2 separate regions of the Mus musculus genome follow, and region 2 is linked to region 1. A link is a contact called in ENCODE Hi-C or POLR2A ChIA-PET data. All regions are on one chromosome and are shown on one strand. The core of a region is the stretch at or near the end of the contact, and the rest is flanking DNA. Distances in the headings are between cores, read along the strand shown.

Region 1 (6,049 bases), core at 538-3,037:
TCAGTGCAGACTCTTCCAGTATGATAGGACATCAAAACAAAAACATGGGAGAGATTTCAAGCCTCCCTAGAGTTCCACGGCACCTTAATAAGAGGAAAGAACCAAATTACATTGGCCAAAGCACTAACTAATAAAAGAAATGATATTGAACCCTCTCTCTGCCAAGCATTAAGCAAATTGGGAATTTATGGAATCAGCTAAAACCATCCCATGGATTAGATATAACGTATGCAGAGCACCAGTACAGTTGCTAATGCACGCTAAGTGATCAATAAACAGACACCAGATTAGGTAATGATCAGGCAGTGACTACATTACAAGGATCTCTCATCTTGGAGAGCCTCCCCAGGCTTCATCCTATGTTATCCAAACCACCTGCCTTTCCTCTTGCTCTGGAGGAAGTCACTTGCCCATCCTTCGATTTGTCACTCAGTTTGCTCTGCGTAGCATCATAAAAGTTGATGACACATTCGTACATCCACCCATCTAGTCACTGTAATTATGGTAAATAGTTTCTAGGTCTCGGTGCTGTTCTGGGCACTGGGAGTTCCTAGACAAACACAGTGTTTCCCATCTTCAGTGGGTGTAGGCTTTATGGGTAATCTATGGTGTGCCCAATAAGTAGGGCCACTGACCATAATAATACACTTATAATTTTACTGTTTCAGGGTAATATTTTTTCATGGGTAACCCAGCACTTTATTTCCAGACACTTATTTCATGGTTTCATAGAGTCACAATATTAATTCTGACTTAGCCTCTAAGGATCTAACCAAGCTGGGCTTGGTAACAGACACATCAAGGAATTATCACAAAGAACGGAGTTGAGTCCAGGCTCAGGAAAGCCCTATTGTTTTCTGGACACTGAGGTAGGAGAGAGCTCCCCACTGGTAAGAACCAAGAGTATTCTTGTTTCATAGCCCACCAATGTGTGCAAGACTTATATGCCCTCTCCTCCATGCAGTCTACCAAAAGGGACTGGAGAGGCTTATTCAGTTATATCTCCACCCTCCCTGTGGAACTCTCATATTTTCTGCTTTCTTTTTTGTTAAAACGTATTTTTGTTTCATTTATTAATTTACTTGTGTGTGGAGGTGGCATGGTGAACGAGCTGTGTGTGTGTGTGTGTGTGTGTGTGTGTGTGTGTGTGTGTGTGTGTGTAAGAATCAGTGGAAAGCATCAAGACTTTTCCCTTCCCACCATGATCCAGGAGAACAAACTCAGGTCGTAACACTTGTTGGCAAGTGCCTTTACCACCGCTCACATCTTCTGCTTTCTATGAGGAACCAGGCCCTGATGCTAAAAGTATCTTGCTCAAGAGCACATGACTGAAGAGCAGCAGTTAGGAACTCCCAATGCCTAGAACAGCTAACATCTGTGAGGTTGTCCATGAGGCAGGATGCTCTTCATCTGCCAAAACCCCTGCTGTGGGACTGTAAATACTTTTCCTCAGTTAATTTTCCAAACGCTTACATGAAGTTTGTTCTTGACTCACAGTTGAGAAGATTGAGGTGAGGGAGAGAACTCCACAAGGACAGCTAGCTTTGGGGTAGCCCACTCGGGGACGTTGGAATAACAACAGCCTGAACCTGCACCTGTAGAGCCTTCTGAGTGGGAACCCTAAGTGGTGCCAAGGGTGGGGCTGAAGGAAAGAACATAGCGGGGGCGGGGCAGGGGGCGGGGATGACCGGCAGTTCTCTAGAGGTGAGAAAGTCCCGCCCCCGTGAGAGAGAGATCGGGGATTGGCTTCTCGTGGCGGATTGACAGCCCTAGGATGCGCGCAGTTAGGAGGGCGGAGCGCGAGCCGGAAGTGGGCGAGAGGCGGCTGAGGCGTGCTTGGAGAGCCGCGGCCGCCACTTTGCGCTGGAGCCGCGGCCGAGCGGGCGCGGGTCGTGATGGAGGGCCCGGGCCTGGGCTCGCAGGTGAGCGCGGCTGGACGTGGGCGGCGGTGGGGACGTAAGCCGCGGCCAGGTGAGGCGGTTCCGCGAGGACAGCAGGATCTGGGCCTTGGCCACACTAAGAAAGATGCTGCTTGTCCTTTGCGGTGGCCGCAGAGCGAGGCCGGGCCCTCCTGTCGCCTCCATTCGGCGGCTGGGCGTCACGCACCGGTGCCTAAGTCGGCTGGAACCTGTAAGGTGTCAGGTGACACACCTCAGATAGCACAGCCAGCCTTAGACCTTAGCCTGGAGTCTGAGAGATTCTGTTGAGAAATTATCAGCCCTAGCGCCTAGGCTGCCGCCTTCTCTCCACCTTGTCTTAGCTCTTGTTGCTACCCACATCCTTCCTACTCCTTGAAAGCATCAAGGCTGTGGAGGCAGGAGGAAGGGCGCTCCGTGGTACCATCTGCAAAATCCCCAAGGATTCTATTCTGAGAAGGGCTAGATTAGTCCCAGAGGACAGAGGAGGCCAAAGGGGAAGCTATAAAAGCCAAGAGAACTAAGAATTTGTCCCTTTTGATTGTGACTACTCTAAAGACTTATAACTGGCATTGAATAGATTACAACTTAATATTTTCAGGCTTCTTCAATCCTAGCAAATGTTTAGCGTGTGCTACATGCATTTATGTGCACCTTTTTATCCCAGCTTCAAAGTTTTTAAGCAAAAGAAATCCCCATCTACAGGAGAGTAAACTGACACAGTCTCTAATTCAAGTTATGCTAGAAGTAGATTGATTTTTTTTTTTCAAGCAGTTTGAGGTTGTCACATTGCTTGGACTCTTTAAAAAAAAAAAAATTCCCCAATCCCAAGAGTGTTCTTCATAGCTCTCTATTTTTCTTCTTCAACCAGTTTGGTGTAGGTTTAAGTGGAAAATAACATGCTGAGGTGTTTTTATTGGGAGTTCTTGCATTTTAAAAGAAATGAAAAATGATGTGCAGGGAGCCTGAATTACTATGAAAGAACATAGACTCTTTACATGAAACAGTCTCTCATTATTTTTCTCAGGCTCAAACGTCAGTAAGAGTAGGCCTCATTTCTTAATTACTGTCACTCATTAATAAAAGCCTGTGAGAGCTTAGCTTTACTCCTCCATGCTAAGAGGGAAATAACCCAGCTCAGGTTCCATGACATCAGAAGGGAGAGGATGATTTTAGAGGTTGAGGTTGGTGGGGCAAGATAGACTGTTGTTAATGATAGTTGCCATGGCTGCTTTCTTCAGTTATAACGTGAAGAGCTAGCTTACCCTTCTTAGAAATCTCCCAGTCTTGGTCTTCACTACTCACTTGTGAGCTAGGTAAGAGTAATTATTTCTAATTTTAAAAGTGAGAACGGACACTCAAGACAATCTAGTCACACGCTAGAGAGCAGCTGAGTGGCAAAGCCGAGATTCCATTCATCCATCCAGTAAATGTGTTGTAAATGTGTCCCGGAAATTGGGCTCTATTCTTCATGAACAAAACAGACAAAGCATCCCTGTTGTTGAATTTGCTTCTTAGTGCCGATAGGTCTTTTTGTTTTGTTTTGTTTTGTTTTGTTTTGTTTTGCTTTGTCAGAATTTTCCTAGCCTGCCTGGATCTCAGTTATGCTTAATACCTCACCTTTTACAGTTTTTGTTTGCTCAAGAAACTCCCAGGTACACCGGGCTGCAGGCCATATTACTTCCTTGTTTTATCAGGAGTGCTCTGTCTGAAGTCACTCCTGAGTATTGATGTGGCTTATTCCTCCACTTCTATAATATCTTCAGACAAATCTCACCACAGTGTAGCATTTTGATGCCCTTATACTTAAAAATGCAGGCCTTTCTTATTGTCATCACTAACGATATCACTCCCTGGCCCCCCTCCTGGGTTCATATTTCTCCCCGGCATTTAATATCATGCAATAAGCTGTTGATCCTGATGATGCGCTTGCTCTCTCCTCTGCTGAGCATAAGTACCATGAAGGTAGTGATTTGTATCAGATGCATTAATCATTGCTTTGTGTCAAGCATTAAAAAAAAAAAAAAAAAAGAATCTAACACTAGTGTTCACCCACTAGTGAATTTAGAAACTTAACTCTGATACTTCTGTTAATATTGTGACAAAGTTTAATGGTTTTCTGTCACACCTCCCTTGCCAGAGTTTTCCAGATCATGTTTTTCCTTTAGAATCCACTGTATCTTCATGAACGCTTACTATTTTAAAAATAATTTGATTGCATCATAATTACTGTATAGCTTAAAGATGCTCTGTTGAGCATGCTCAAAAGCATGATGGCATGGAAAACAGCCATTGTTAACTCATGGATCGGTGCTTCAGAAATCTGAAGACTGGTTCAGGTTGGTTTGTCTCCCTGTTCCATTGTGTCTAGAGCCTCAGCAGGAAAGACTCATAAGCTAGTTGTAAGTCGCTAGCTAGGACTGGTATTATCTAGGAGTGTTTTTCCTCGAAGATCTGGCAGTTGATGCTGACTCTCAACAGATAACCTGGTCTTCTGCACAGCATGGTAGCTGGATTCCAAAAGAAATGTGTCTTAAGAGACAGGAAGAGGAAGCTGCCAGTTTCTAAAGCCTAGGCTTACAAATGGACACAGCCATGTTTCTACAATATTTTATTAGTGAAGCAGTTCACAGAGCTTAGAGTCAAGAGAAAGTGACATAGACCTTCACCTCTTGATCTTGAAAATAAGAAAAACTGGGGACTGATATAAAAACTGCCACTGATGTAACTTTATGCTTCAATTATAATGTTCAATTTTGACCCTTTTCTTCCCTGTGGAGAAGTATTTAGCTTATATATGTCTTTCCTTTTTTTCTCCTTCTCCCCAACAACCCATGTATTTTAGAAAAAAACAAAACAAAACAAAACATGGTATCCTGGTCCCTTGAATATTTGTTAACTGGAATCTTAGGTGGACCAGAGAAAACCAAATGGATCAGAATCATAGACTATGTAGAACCAGTTTTCTTCCATCTGAATAGTTCATATTTACTATGATACAGAGAATCCTAAAAAGTTCTTACTTTCCTTTTAATGTAGCTAAGTACCTGTTAGTTTTGACTTTATATGATTCTGTGTTTGCTTATTCAGCAGATAGATCTGAACAAATCTATTCAAAAGAGCATTATGGCTCTCGTTCTGGGTGAGATGAAGGGATAGAAGCACACCTCTCTCTCCCATTGAATGTAGATATGAAGTCTGGCAGACTTTAAAACATCTCCTGAAGGACCCTGGAAAAGTAAATGGGAAATCATATTAAAGACAACCAGAAATCAAGCTCCACAAACCCAGCAGATAATTTACCTTTGTCACCTCTGGTTTGCCCCTCTTACAGATTTGAGCCCCAGAAGAGGACATTCCTGTAGACAGAACTCCATGAGCAATGTAATTCACTCAAGAAGCAAGAAAGGGATCTTTTGGCAGCATGAGTGCTAGAACTTTCCTCAGTAGCTACAATAATTGAGATTTCATGGGTAATTCCTGGAATTGAGCACAAGGCCAAAAGGCACAGATGAAAAATAGCGGGTGGACATGTTAGCACATGACTGTTAGCCCAGCTCTTAGGAAGCTGAAGCAGGAAGATCACAAGTTAGAGGCTAGATGTGAGACCCTGGATCAAAAAGAGAGGGTGGCAAAGGCTTGAACAGAAACGTCATAGAAGATTAGCACATATAGATATAAGCACAACTAGTGTTCATTTCAAATGGTGTTCAGCCTCATTTGCCCTTAGGGATATGTAAATTAAGACCCTTATGAAATATACCGTACATCTGTTGTGCTAACAGTTGACTAAATTGATGGATAGTGCTCTTTTAAAGTCTCTTTCAAGTTCCCAGATTGTTTTTGGTTGTTTTTGTTTTTGTTTTGTCTATCCTGTGTTATATTGTGTCTTCTCATACTACAATAAGTGAAAGAAGTGTTGTAATCCCTATAATTGTGAACTGATTTCTTTTTTCAGTTCTGTCTGTTTTTTACTTCATGAATTTAAACATTTGACTTCTGTATACATCCAGTGTTAAATCTTCTTATATAATTAGCTCTATAGTATCAAGAAGTCTCCTTTACTCCTCAAAATATTGTTGACACTGCTTTGTCATATCTTCCAATAACCACTGCGTTCCTCATGCTTAATG
Region 2 (6,543 bases), core at 2,675-5,174, 92 kb after region 1:
GCAGTGTATTAATGTTCCTGCTTAGAAAGGCGGTCTTTTTCTTTATGGAGTGAAACTACACATTAAATCACTATCCTGCATATACTGCAAAGTTGAGACTAAGATACTTTCCGGCTGGGGACATGTCTCCACTGGGAGAGTGCTAGCCTGAGTTTGATCCACAGCACCCATCTGAAAAGCCAACCTCGATGAATTGGTGAGCCCCAGGTCCCAGTGAGATTCCTTGTTCTCAGAAACCAAGGTTCCTAAGGAAAGATATCCAAAGTTGGCCTCTGGCCCTGTGCACACAGGAACACACATAGACACCCATACTTATACATGCACACAAAAACGTATTTTAACGACCGCAAAGCTTTTTATCTGCTAGCCTCCTTTCCTGCTCTAGAACCAGGTCTTTACCAAGTGATAAAGAGAGGACACCCATAATTTATACCAAAGACAGAATAACCGCCTCCTAACCCATCCTCAGTCTCAAATGGCAGAGAGGCAGATCTTCCCTTCATGCACCTGTGGATACACTAGTTCCTCAGGGACAGACAGGGTCAAGGTGAATGCCAGAGCTGCAGCTGTTTGTGAAACAAGTCATAAAACACCATTTCCTTCCTGTGCAGCTTCAGGGACAACCCGAACCCAGAAACTCTCCACCGACATTTGTTTGCTTCCAAGACCGAGTTATGCTCAAATTAACAGGACTTGTGAGGCTTTGAATTCCCACACGGTCTTATCTGAATCTGTGATAGTGTGACTATATGAGCTCAGATTGAAAAGAGTTAAGTCCACAGACTCACTCTAATCATTAACCATCCTGGCAACTGGCATACGTACTGAGCTCCTCGGCCACCTCGTCCAGGCAGATGTCGTTATTCACAGCAGGGTTGGGGTACTTGGGGTACCGCGCTAGGAATTTGTGGCATAGCAACCCCAAGCTCTTCTCCTTCCGACTCGGCTGGGATTTCTCAAATTCGTCTCCTGATAAGTGTTCCTGCAGAGGGAAAGGTAAATAATGTCTCATTCTGGAATAGAGCATGACAGATTTATTGGGGGGCCTCTGTGCTAGATGACTAACTCCTCTTACCCACACATGCACGCGGTTTGAACAGCTGCAACAAAGTGGGAGGGGAATAGGAATGGTCTTAAGGCCTGGGATAAAGATCACTCATAGAGTACAATTCCCGGTGTTGTGCTCCAAAGCTACAAACTCTTCCCATGTTCAGCAGGTCAACAGCCTTCCAACAGCTCCGGGCTCCACACTGACCGTCCCTTCATCCACAAGCCCCCAAACGCCACCCAGCCTCCCTGTAAACCTACGTGCAAACAGTCTCTAGCTTCAGGTAATGCACTTCGGTTGTCAGACAGGCCCCTTTTCTGATCTCGACTTCGGATCTCGGGGCTCACGGCGCTGATGAGCATTTTCAGGTTGGCTGTGGGTGTCCATGGCTCTCCTTGGGAGACTTCCTTGGGCTTGGTTGGTGTGGTTAGAGGGCCCAAGTCAGGCTGGATCTCAGCCAACACCATGTTGGCCTTCGAGGACGGATGCAGGGGGCTTTTCATCAGTCCCCTTTTATGTGGCTCAGAAAAGAGGTTTTCCTGGTTTAAGAGGAATTAATAACTGAGTTCATTGTAAAACAGAACCTAGCAGAAAGGCTTTCTGCCTTTCATATTGACCAAGTAGGTTAAGAATATCACAGTGATCTCTGGACAGTATTTTCCTTTTTTGCTTGAGACAAGGTCTCACTATACATTCCAACCAGTCTGGAACTTACTATGTAGTAACAAGCTGACCCTAAATTAACAATCCTCCTGCCTCTGCCTCTGTTGTGATTACAGGCATGTCCCCTGCTACTACGGTAAATTTAATAGTTAAACTTCCCACTTTTAACTTGGTAGATACTATGGATCTAAATGTCTTCACCATGTGATCTAAGAATTTACATTAATAAATAAATAACATTAACTACAGGTTTTATTTTTAAATTCTATTTTGAGAAAGGAGGGCTGTAAAGATAGCTTAGAGCTCAGTCCCTTCCCTTTCCTTACTAGAACCAATCACTCTAAGTAACTGATCACTTCTAAATTCCTAAATTCCTACTAATGAGACATCAGGTAAAGGCTTTCAGGACCCACACCAGGCCCCACCCAGTGGAGTGGCTGTGAGCAGTGGTTGCTCATTGATATACCAGGAACAGGCTCAAGCAGCCAAGGTGAGGGTGCCCTTACGGTTAGGGCCTCCCGCCTACCAGCAGGACTTCTGACCAGAAAAATTTGCTTTCAACATCAACGCTTGAGGCACAGATGCAGAAAATGGGACCAAGGGAAGTAAGGTTAGCCATTTAAGGCCTCAGAGCTAGTTTCTGCTATGGTAAGTTAGCACTTACCTACACTGGTAAGTTAAGAGCAATTCATATAGATAGTAGAGACTGGGCCCCCTTCACTTTTAGACACCAGGCAGTACACCATTCTTAAAGAAAGGGATTTGGAAGGCAACAACTCAGAGAACAGAGATACACTGTTTCCTCAGTAACTTTGGGAGCCCGGGTTAACAATCCTCTATTACAACCATGAAACTAAGGGCTCAGTGTGTATTTCTGCTGAATCTGCTACTTAGCAGACGATGATGCGAGGCAGAGGGAGGTCACATGGGGCTGGCACCTGAATTTTCAGTTCAGTATGGTGCCCTCAGGAGGTGCTGATCCAAGGGTGGGGTTTCAGTGAACACTGCCAAGGACAGCATTGAGCTAACATCTAAATGCTTCCAGGAGATCTGTCAGGAACAGCATTTGGAGGCCCAGTAGGTTAAAGGGCTGACATTTTAAAATGTTATCTTACAAAGAAATCCAGTATCAAATTATGACCTTTGTGAATTCCAATGGTTCATGTAAATAACATATACATAATTTTTTAAGCACAGAAAAAACCCCAAAGCTTTTTCCATATATATTAAATTTATATTAAACTTTTGAAACAAAAAGGTTACTTTAACCCTGGACAACCCTATTCCTCTTCAAAAATTAAAATTTCCTTCTGGATTTCTGTAAAAGTTAACCAAAAGGATACAGCATTCGTGACTATCAAACGAAAAATTTAAGAAAACTTATTAACGAAAAACTCAGGATGATACTTCATTTGACATTGCAACAGTATAGACTGGACTTTAAAAATACCTTTTGGTTCTCCATTTTGTCAATTCCTCATACATTTAGTGTGTCTTTAAAAACGAAAAATCTGAAGTTCCTCCCCAAGTTCCAGTGGTTTAAGTAGTCCAATCGATTAAAGTTTTTTACTATCCTTAAAAGGAAAAAAAGTAAAGCAAGAATTAAGAGCTGATGAAAATGATTCACGTACACAAGAGCCCCCGGAAACAAACAAAAAATGACAAACCAGGTTTATTTTTGCCTTGAGGACAGACATTGCCTCTAGGCAGACCGCGCCAACAGACAGCAGTAAATTCCTCCATCAAACCCTTCTGTCACGAGACTTCAAGCAAACACAGAATCTACAGTGACAGTCCTCTCTCAGGTTCGAGATGGCTGTAGCAAGCACCCACCTGTGCACTGATCCGGGCTGCGGACGGAGCGCACGAGCCCGGGTTCCGATGGAGCACGCACCGAGCCTGCATCGGGGGAGATGCTGAAGTTTCTCGCCTGACACACACGTGCACAGGCTCAGAAGGAAGGACTTGTGAAGTGGCCTGAGAACAACCCTCCAATTCAGCCTCTGCGCTCTAAGCGCACGACCGGGCATTTACAAAGGGCTTTGGGATCTTGACCCCCTTTTTCAGGCTTCTTTCAATACACGAAGTACTGGGGCGAGGGAAGGATTCCCTAGGTGCCGAAATCACCGCGATGCCAAAGCGCACCGTACGCTGCGCTCCCGGTCCCAGGTACAGTCCCCAGCAGTAGCCCGCGTCCCGCCCGGCGCAAGCACTGGCTCCTCCTCCCCGCCAACTGCACCGCCCCCGGGGGCAGCCAGACAGCATCTCACGGTTTCCAGGGCGACGGCTCCGAGCCAATCAGTAAGCCCGGTGAAGGCCTGCGATTGGCTAGAGGTCCCCAAGGCGGGGCCGGACCTTCCGCCTTCGATTTAAAAATTTGGCGCGGAAAGCGGGACCGTAGCTGGCACCGCCCCCGAGTGCGCGGGGCTGGAGCGCGGGCGAGCCCCTCCCCCGCCCTCTGCGCGGGAGCTCGGCTCCTCCCCACGGGCCCCGGCGGGGCGGGAGGCGGGAAACGGCCGCCTTCACCCTGGCCTTCCCGGGATCCCACAACCCCGCCGCAGCAGTCTGCTCCCCGCTCACCTGTCAATCCTCCTTCAGAGCTGACGGTCCGGGGTGGCCCCGAATCCTGGCTGCGCGTCTCAGGGAGCCAGCGCGTCTCAGGGAGACTCGCTTAGCCCCGCCGCGCAGAGGTGGGTGCCGGGGGCGCCACCGGGGCCGGGGCTGGGGGGGGCCGGCGGGCGGGCCGCGGGAGCGTGGCCGTCCAGGAGCAGTCCAGCCCCCGATTTGAAATTAACCCGCTCCCGGCGCGAGCCGCTCCCGCGGGCGCGGAGCCTCCCCTCCCCCACGCCCGCTCTCCCGGCCCGGGGCCCCGCGCGCCAATCCGCGCCTCTGCACTGCCGCCGCGGCGAATCAGACTGTAGGCACCACCCTCCGACCCCGCCTACAGCCAGACTTGGGGAAAAGTCCTCAAAAACTTTTCCTTTTTCTTTTTTCCTTTTCTTTCTTTCTTTCTTTCTTTTTTTTTTTTTTTCTTTTTGCAAACACCATTTATCCGAGATCGAAGTTGGGGGATGAAATTTGGCTGGTCCAGAGCTGGCTGGCTAGGACTCGAGGGCTCCCCGCCATCCCCAGCTTGGTGCCACGTCAACCGGGTCTGCTCACCTGCCCTCTGGACCCTAGCGACACCGTTCCCTCTGCGACCCTTTGCATGACTGCTTAGCAGCTTCTGCTCCACGGTTTCCAGAAAGAAACGTGTGAGGAGGAAAGAGCTTCGTTGTCTGAAGCCCAAGGATGCGGGGCGTTGGCCGATCTCTGAACACGCAGGTGTGGGAGGAGGGAGAGAAACTCAGAAAACCCGCCAAGCCTGTCCCCAGTGTCCTGCGTCTGCCGATCCCCTCTTTGCTCTTTCCCGCTTTTCTTCCTTTTCCTTTTATGAGCTTCTGACATCGGCCTGGTATATCGAACAGGTCAAGGGAATTTTAGAGTTAGGAGACCATCTCGTCCAAAACCCTCATTTTGCAGAAGTGGAAAAAGAAGCTCGGCACCCCAACTATGCCTTTCCGTGCTCGAGTTCTTTTGCACCCGCCTTTGCCTTGTAACATTTCCCCTTTTCTGATCACTCTGGGATCGCCCGGACCGCATGTTGCCCAACCCGCTTACATCTAAGATTGTGGTTTGGGCTCTTCCTGCTTTTAACTTTGTATCTTCAGCCTCCAGAAGGACTCGGGGCCACGCAGTCCAAGTCCCATCACTGAGCTTGGCCATCAGTAAGCTAACCATCACTGACTTCAAGGGAGATACTGTGTTTTCCTGGCGGTGGTTAGGGCGTGGATGCCATAACACCGCCCCGGGATCCAGGTGCAAAGGGAATGCACACTGGGCAGAGGTCTAGGTGATGAGCCAGGGTCTTCTTCCTGAGGGTGGCTTCCAAGATGCTGCCACATCTTTGTGTCTCTCTGTTCAGTTCTAGTAGCTATCAGAAGCTCCGGTGCTCAGGGTCACCCAAGTGTTCCTCAAGACCAGGACTGGACCTGAATATTCACGTGCTATACATAGGGGCTGGCTGGCTGTAGCATCGGATGTAAAATAAAAATCCGTCATGAGGCAGGACAGGATGCTTACAGAACAGATACATCTTTACTGAGCAGGGACTAAGTTTAAATATATCACCAAGAAGTAGTGTGTGGGCTTCTGTCTAAGCCACTGTCTGTCAGGCTACTTGTCAAATCTTTCACCTGTCAGTGCTTAGCGCTCCGAAGGATTGAATGATGCCCAGCTTATATCCAGAGCCAGAATTCAGGACCTCTACCCTACCCCCAAGCCCCCACCCCTTACCACTTCTTATATCCTAGTGCCTTGCCTCAGAAAATTCTCAGGACAGCAAAGTCGGTGACTTGTAGTCCAGGTCACAGTCATTTCCAGCCCTCCCTCAACATGGGAGAAAGGGTGAGATACATCATTTTTGTTTAGTGGTGGCTTCCCTGTCAGTTGTCATCAAAGTCGTGGAGCAGAATGAAAAAATGGTGCTTCGAAGAGAGGTTTAAAGTCTTGACGCTGTCAGTCATGAGACCTTGAAAAGGAAGCAAGGATCTTGGGATTTAGCTCAGGGCAGAGGGATTACTTAACAGGCTCAAGGCCCCAGGGGTCATCTCCAGCATCATACGCAAGTATAGTGCGTCAATTTGAAGTTTGGTGTGATTTTAAAGGAAAGATGACCGCAGAATACCTTCCAGCTTACTGTGCAAACGAGGGGTTGGAGGACAAGCTTGAAGTCACTTTTCTTACTTTCCCTTCAAATCTTATTTTTTTGTTATTGATTATATAACCCAAGA

Evidence for each region. Hi-C counts contacts between places; a loop is a spot of excess contacts on that map. ChIA-PET counts read pairs that join two places held with the same protein, here RNA polymerase II (POLR2A).
Region 2: a map of v-Abl transformed pro-B cells shows a loop between it and region 1 (2.6-fold over the local background). The contact joins the promoter of E2f8 here to the promoter of Zdhhc13 in region 1. A Hi-C loop is called at or near these places in 10 of 37 maps with a recorded cell type or tissue (T-helper 1 cell, T-helper 17 cell, adrenal gland and 4 more). POLR2A ChIA-PET finds 5 or more read pairs at or near these places in 3 of 5 experiments (Patski and embryonic stem cell).

The regions. Positions count from the first base shown.
Region 1 is chr7:48,787,216-48,793,264 of GRCm38, forward strand. Zdhhc13 (zinc finger, DHHC domain containing 13) reads left to right here and starts at 1,788. Exons shown (of 17, transcript NM_028031.3): 1 at 1,788-1,922. The coding sequence starts at 1,896.
Region 2 is chr7:48,877,117-48,883,659 of GRCm38, forward strand. E2f8 (E2F transcription factor 8) reads right to left here and starts at 3,925. Exons shown (of 13, transcript NM_001013368.5): 1 at 3,545-3,925; 2 at 3,162-3,285; 3 at 1,309-1,587; 4 at 826-982. The coding sequence starts at 3,176. Gm2788 (predicted gene 2788) reads left to right here and starts at 4,184. Exons shown (of 2, transcript NR_155436.1): 1 at 4,184-4,401. It overlaps LOC115486422 (a long non-coding RNA gene), which reads left to right and starts at 925. Exons shown (of 3, transcript XR_882082.2): 1 at 925-996; 2 at 1,215-1,331; 3 at 3,405-3,508.